2 separate regions of the Homo sapiens genome follow, and region 1 is linked to region 2. Evidence: read pairs that join two places in POLR2A ChIA-PET (ENCODE). Cell type or tissue: PC-9. All regions are shown on one strand. Links, peaks and the distances in the headings refer to the core of each region. The heading gives the core; the rest is flanking DNA.

Region 1 (2,905 bases), core at 87-2,586, 450 kb after region 2:
CAGCATAGGCCTTCCCCTCTGGTCATAGTGATTGGCTCAGGGTTGAGCACATGAACCAAGATAGGCCAATCAGAGGGAATCCTGGGACTTTATCCAGCCATCTTGGGAGACTGGTGCTTCCCCTGATCTTAAGGAGAGACCTGGTTGCATCAAGAGGTAGGGGGAGAAGCTGGCCAGCAATACCAGTGGACTTTCTTTCTAGGTATGAGAGACCACAAACTGTTGCAGAAGCCAACTGGGTTGGGTTTCAGTTGGCTAGCCACCCAAGTCAGGAGTGCCTGGTTCTTCTAGGACTAGAAGGGCTTCTAGAAGGTTCTAGAAGCTTCCACATTTCCACCTTCTCTGGCCACACCTCCCTAAGAGACAAGTGCTGCTTCACTGGCCTTGGAGCCCCTGGCCTTCTCTGTGTCTCCTGTGGCTACATCATTCTCGGCATGAGGAATGAGTCTACCTCCCCTGGGAGATTACAGCTTTCTGAGCCAGGGATCTGCATTCACTATCTTGACCAGGAGGCTGAGGCTGTTGCTGTCTGCATTTGACCAAGGAGTGAAGGGGAGAGACTGGCTGAGGGCCTGAGCTGCACTTAGTAACAGGCCTGTGAGCCCAGGTCTGAGTCTAATGGTTCAGGTGTGCTGGAAACCCAACAAAAGGTCAGAGGGGGGTCATGTGATCTCCTTCAGGTCCCCTGTCCCACCTCTGGTCAAAGCTGACACAGGTGGGTGCCCGTGCTCTGCCCAGATCTGCACCCACAGAACCAGGGCTGCTGAGGACCCATGAGCTGAGCTGCCCATCCTGGGCTTTACTCTCTCTCCATCTGTAGAATGAGGAGAATGCAACCTGTCTTCCCTCCCTCCCTCCCATGCCCCTGGGGATTTAGGGCAGAAGGGAAGCAAAGCAACACCCACACTGCCCCAGCCCTGAAGGCCAGCAAGTGGCTCCACTTTGCAAAAGAAGGGGAAGTCCTGGTCTGGCACCCAAGGGACCTACCCAGGATGGCTCCCTGGCTCTGCACCACCGGCTCACCCTGGGCCACCAGCTGAGCCTGGACCGTGACTTCCCTTGGAGAGTTAAAGATGGTCACGCTGATGACTTCCTCCACGCCCGCGCGAAAAACAGAGGGAGCTGCAATCAAGTAACCCCTGCAGGAAAGGAGATCCGAGGTGAAGTTCTCACCCCAGACCCCTGGTCTCGCTGCCACCACAGCTAGGTCAGGGCTCTCCTCGCAGCAGACTCCTGCCTTTTGCTGACCACACCTGGCTGGCATTGATGCTCTAGGAGTCTGTGCCCCCCCATCAGTTCTTGAGTCCATGGATTGGCTCTTTCACCTGTGAAGTCCCCATGCTGGGTAAGAATCTGGCCTCACTGGATTTTTCAGCATTGCACAACCCCTCTTACTCTCTCTATTCCGGCCTCCAGCCTGTTGACTCAGCTACTTCCTTCTGCCCCAGGACCTTTTTTTTTTTTTCTTTTCCTGGAGACAGAGTGTTGCTCTGTCCCCCAGGCTGGAGTGCAGTGGCATGATCTCGGCTCACTACAACCTCCACCTCCCGGGTTCAAGGGATTCTCGTGCCTTAGCCTCCCAAGTAGCTGGGATTATAGGTGCCTGCCACCACGGCCGGCTAATTTTTGTCTTTTTAGTAGAGGCAGGGTTTTGCCATGTTGGCCAGGATGATCTCAAACTCCTGACCTCAAATGATCCACCCTCCTCAGCCTCCCAAAGTTCTGGGATTAGAGGTGTGATCCACCACGCCTGGCCCTTCTGGCCCAGGACCTTTGCACATGTCATGCCCACTGTCTGAAATACTCTCCTCCACAAGCCAGGTAACCGGCAGGATCCCACTTCATCCTCACGGTGCACCCCGTCCCCCACCACCGTGAGAAGTGCTGACATCAGCCCCATTTAGAAAGTCAGAAAGGAAACCCCAGAGAAGTCAAGTCACCAGCCGCAACAGTGACAGACCAGGATTCTAACTCAGGCGGTCAGACTCCAAAACCTGATAAAAAGAAGCAAAGGGCTTCTTTGCAACATTCATTTTAAGAACAAACCCTGAAAACAAACCATAGGGCCTCAAACAAAAAGAGCTCTGAAAACAATGGAATCAAAGCAGGCCTCTCTTTCCTAAAATCTTCTGATTGACTATGAAGTCACCTCTGGAAGGGAGGCATTACCCCCAGTTTCCCCATGGGAAGTTGATGCTTCAGAAGAATAGGAACATGCACCAGATCACACAGCCAGGCAGAAGAGGGCACTGAGGTGCCCTTAGGGGACCTGACCTGAGGGCCCAGGTCCTCCCCACCTGAGCTCCTGTCTCCCAGTATCTGCAGCCTTCCATGGAAAATTACAAAGGCCCTGTAACCTCATGAAATGCTTACAGTGTCCCCACAATCACCAAGAGCATTATAGCAAAGGCACCACAATTGCAACCATGTAGAATGATGGAAATCAGAAGAAAAGAGGGTAAAGGGGGAAACTGGACCATGCAATGAGATTAGGAGACATTTTCATTTCAATATTTTCTTTTTTTATTTTTATTTATTTATTTATTTATTTTTAATTGAGACTGAGTCTTGCTCTGTTGCCCAGGCTGGAGTGCAGTGGTGTGATCTCAGCTCACTGTACCCTCCACCTCCCAGGTTCAAGGGATTCTTCTGCCTCAGCCTCCAGAGTAGCTGGGACTACAGGCGTGCACCACCACACCCAGCTAATTTTTGTATTTTTGGTAGAGACTGGGTTCCACCATGTTGGCCAGGCTGGTCTTGACCTCCTGACCTCAAGTGATCTGCGCACCTTGGCCTCCCAAAGTGCTGGGATTACAGGCCCACTGCACCTGGCCTCAATAGTGTCTCTAGAACAACCCAACATCCACATGCAAAAAGATGAATTGAGAACATTACCTCACACCAT
Region 2 (2,905 bases), core at 115-2,614:
GGCTAATGCCTGTAATCCCAGTGCTTTATGAGGCTGAGGTGTGAGGATCACTTGAGCTTCGAAGACTGAGGCTGCAGTAAGCTATGATTGTGCCACTGCACTCCAGCCTGGGCGACAGTGAGCCTTGGTCTCAATAAAAGAGCTTTTCTTTATTTTTTTCTTATTGAGCACATTAACTTTATAATAGAAAAACTTTTTTTTGTTTTTGAGATGGAGACTCACTCTTGCCCAGGTTGGAGTGCAGTGATGCAAAATCTCAGCTCACTGCAAGCCCCGCTTCCTGGGTTCAAGCAATTCTTGTGCCTCAGTGTCTGGAGTAGCTGGGATTACAGATGCGTGCCTGGCTAATTTTTATGTTTTTAGTAGAGATGGGGTTTTGCCATATTGGTCAGGCTGGTGTTGAACTCCTGGCCTCAAGTGAACCGCCCGCCTTGGCCTCCCAAAGTGCTGGGATTATAGGCATGAGCCACTGCGCCCGGCCAGAAAAACAAACTATTTAAAAAGCAAAATGACAAACAGAAAATCAGCAGAATGGCAATCAAGATTTTTCTGCTCTAATAGCAAAGAAATTTCTACTCCGCCTGTTTTCCCAATGCCACCAGTTTGCTGCCCGCACACCCCTGAAACCCCATGCATGTCCGCTGATGGTGACCAAATACCTTTTTGGAGAAAATGTTCTGAAGCGAGAAGCACAGCGTGGCGGCGAGGGCGCTGACGAGTCCCCACATGTCAAAAGACAACTCGGTGACGGTGGCCAGCAGGACACCGCTGATGATGGGGATGAGTGACAAGTATACCTGCAGGAAGAGGTCATCAAGAAGGGCTCACAGGCCAGACTAGAGCTGGGCCACATGCCACAGATGCCCAGGGAAGAGCCCCTCTCCTCCCTCAGCAAAGGGATACCACCTAACACTTTGAAAGTGGTGTTTGCTGTGCCAGTGACGCTCTGGTGGGTGGCTGGGGGCAGGTGGTTATCAGAGCGCCAGGGGCAGGGCTTATTTGTGGGTAGCCCCATCCCCATACCGTCACCCCCATTAAGAGCCTCTGCTCAGGGCCACAGCCCGGGGCTGGTCCTAACTCCACAGATCTGTTCAGCTGCCACTGACGCACCAGGGTTTGAAGCCCTGATCCTCTATAAGGCTCCCCCATTCCCTCTTTTTAAAAAATAGTTTTTTTGAGACAAAGTCTCGCTCTGTCGCCCAGGCTGGAGTGTAGTGGCACAATCGTGGCTCACTGCAACCTCTGCTTCCCGGGTTCAAGCGATTCTCCTGCCTCAGACTCCCCAGTAGCTGGGATTACAGGGATGTGCCACCACGCCCGGCCAATTTTTTTGTACTTTTAGTAGAGACAGGATTTCGCCATGTTAGCCAGGCTAGTCTTGAACGCCTGATCCACGTCATCCATCCACCTTGGCCTCCCAAAGTACTGGGATTACAGGTGTGAGCCACTGTGCCCAGCCCCCATTCCCTCTTACTTCAGGCTCTTCCAGTATGGTTACTCCTGGCTGGCACACTCCACTGATGCCTTCTCCTCCCAGTGACCTCCTGCCTCCACAAGGAGTGCTTTCTCCAACCCACCTCCACCTTGGGAGGCTCCTGTGCTGTGCTCCCAGGGCCACTGCCTGGACTTCCCCAGCAGAGAGCTCTCCACTCACTCTTTTTTTTTTTTTTTGAGACGGAGTCTCGCTCTGTCACCAGGATGGAATGCAGTGGCATGATCTCGGCTCACTGCAACCTCTGCCTCCCAGGTTCAACCGATTCTTCTGCCTCAGCTTTCTGAGTAGCTGGGACTACAGGTGCCTACCACCACGCCCAACTAATTTTTGTATTTTTAGTAAAGATGGGGTTTTGCCATGTTGGCCAGGATGGTCTCGATCTCTTGACCTCGTGATCTGCCCACCTTGGCCTCCCAAAGTGCTGGGATTACAAGCGTGGGCCACCGTGCCCAGCCTCTCCACCCACTCTGTCTGTTACATCATCCGGTCCCGTTAGTGTACCTTAGAGCAGGTCCTTGTTCACTGCTTTATCCTGGTGCCTAGCACTCAGTAGGCACTCAATAGCTGCTAGCTGAATGAACGAGTAGCAAACATAGTGACAGAGAGCCTTCTAGAAGGTCTGGCATGCAGGGCTAAACAACTCCCAACTTCCAGGATCCACCAGGATCCATTCCCGCGTGTCCAGCTCTTCTGACTCTCGGCTCAATCCTGTCCTACAAAGAACACTCTTCACTTTGGGAGGCTGAGGAGGGCAGATCACTTGAAGTCAGGAGTTTGAGACCAGCCTGGCCAACATGGTAAAACCCTGTCTGTATTGAAAATACAAAAATTAGCCAGGAGTGATGGAACGCGCCTGCAATCCCGGCTACTCGGGAGGCTGAGGCAAGAATCGCTTGAACCCAGGAGGCGGAGCTTGCAGTAAGCTGAGATCGCACCACGGCACTCCAATCTGGGCAACAGAGGGAGACTCCGTCTCAGAAAAACAAACACTCTTAAGGAGAGATAGGAGAGGTGGAGATTTTAGGAGGGAGTGGTCATGCCACAAGGAGGGCAGACCGAGGGCTGTGGACCTGAATTCCAGCTTCCCGAATATCAGGCTGTGGCCCTCAGGCACATGATTCTCCCCTCTCAGTCCATCTCAGGAAAACCTGAGATCAGGAATGATGACTACTGGCCTTATCTGCCTTGCAGGGCAGGTTCCTAGAAGTTATGATGTCATTATAATTAGTCTGGCTGCCTAACCGGGCCAATTCCCAGTCTTTCCTCACTGTGTGAAGTTCCGGCTCCTTGCCCAAGCTGGGTACAATGTCCCGTACAACGGGGAAACCTGATACACACGATGATATCCGGTGATGCAGCTACACACCTCAGGGACAACTCTGACTTCTCAGGAGCCAAGTCACAGCCTGA

The links. ChIA-PET counts read pairs that join two places held together with the same protein. Peaks named below come from ENCODE experiments on the same cell type or tissue, not always from the same donor. Only the 100,000 strongest peaks of a DNase experiment are listed, where the experiment ranks them.
Region 1: POLR2A ChIA-PET joins it to region 2 with 10 read pairs; 2 of 35 experiments call an interaction of 5 or more read pairs at or near these places.

What each region holds. Positions count from the first base shown.
Region 1 is chr19:17,021,043-17,023,947 of GRCh38, forward strand. CPAMD8 (C3 and PZP like alpha-2-macroglobulin domain containing 8) reads right to left here. Exons shown (of 42, transcript NM_015692.5): 2 at 988-1,139. Among named protein-coding and RNA genes, the nearest start is that of CPAMD8, 4.3 kb to the right of the region's middle. In PC-9, for the core only: no CTCF peak of the experiment used is centred there; DNase peaks (open chromatin) are centred at 849 and 1,359; H3K4me3 peaks cover 1,205 bases; H3K27ac peaks cover 2,159 bases.
Region 2 is chr19:16,567,373-16,570,277 of GRCh38, forward strand. It overlaps SLC35E1 (solute carrier family 35 member E1), which reads right to left. Exons shown (of 6, transcript NM_024881.5): 3 at 660-797. Among named protein-coding and RNA genes, the nearest start is that of SLC35E1, 3.6 kb to the right of the region's middle. RefSeq lists an enhancer at 2,168-2,668. In PC-9, for the core only: no CTCF peak of the experiment used is centred there; a DNase peak (open chromatin) is centred at 1,657; H3K4me3 peaks cover 811 bases; H3K27ac peaks cover 1,704 bases.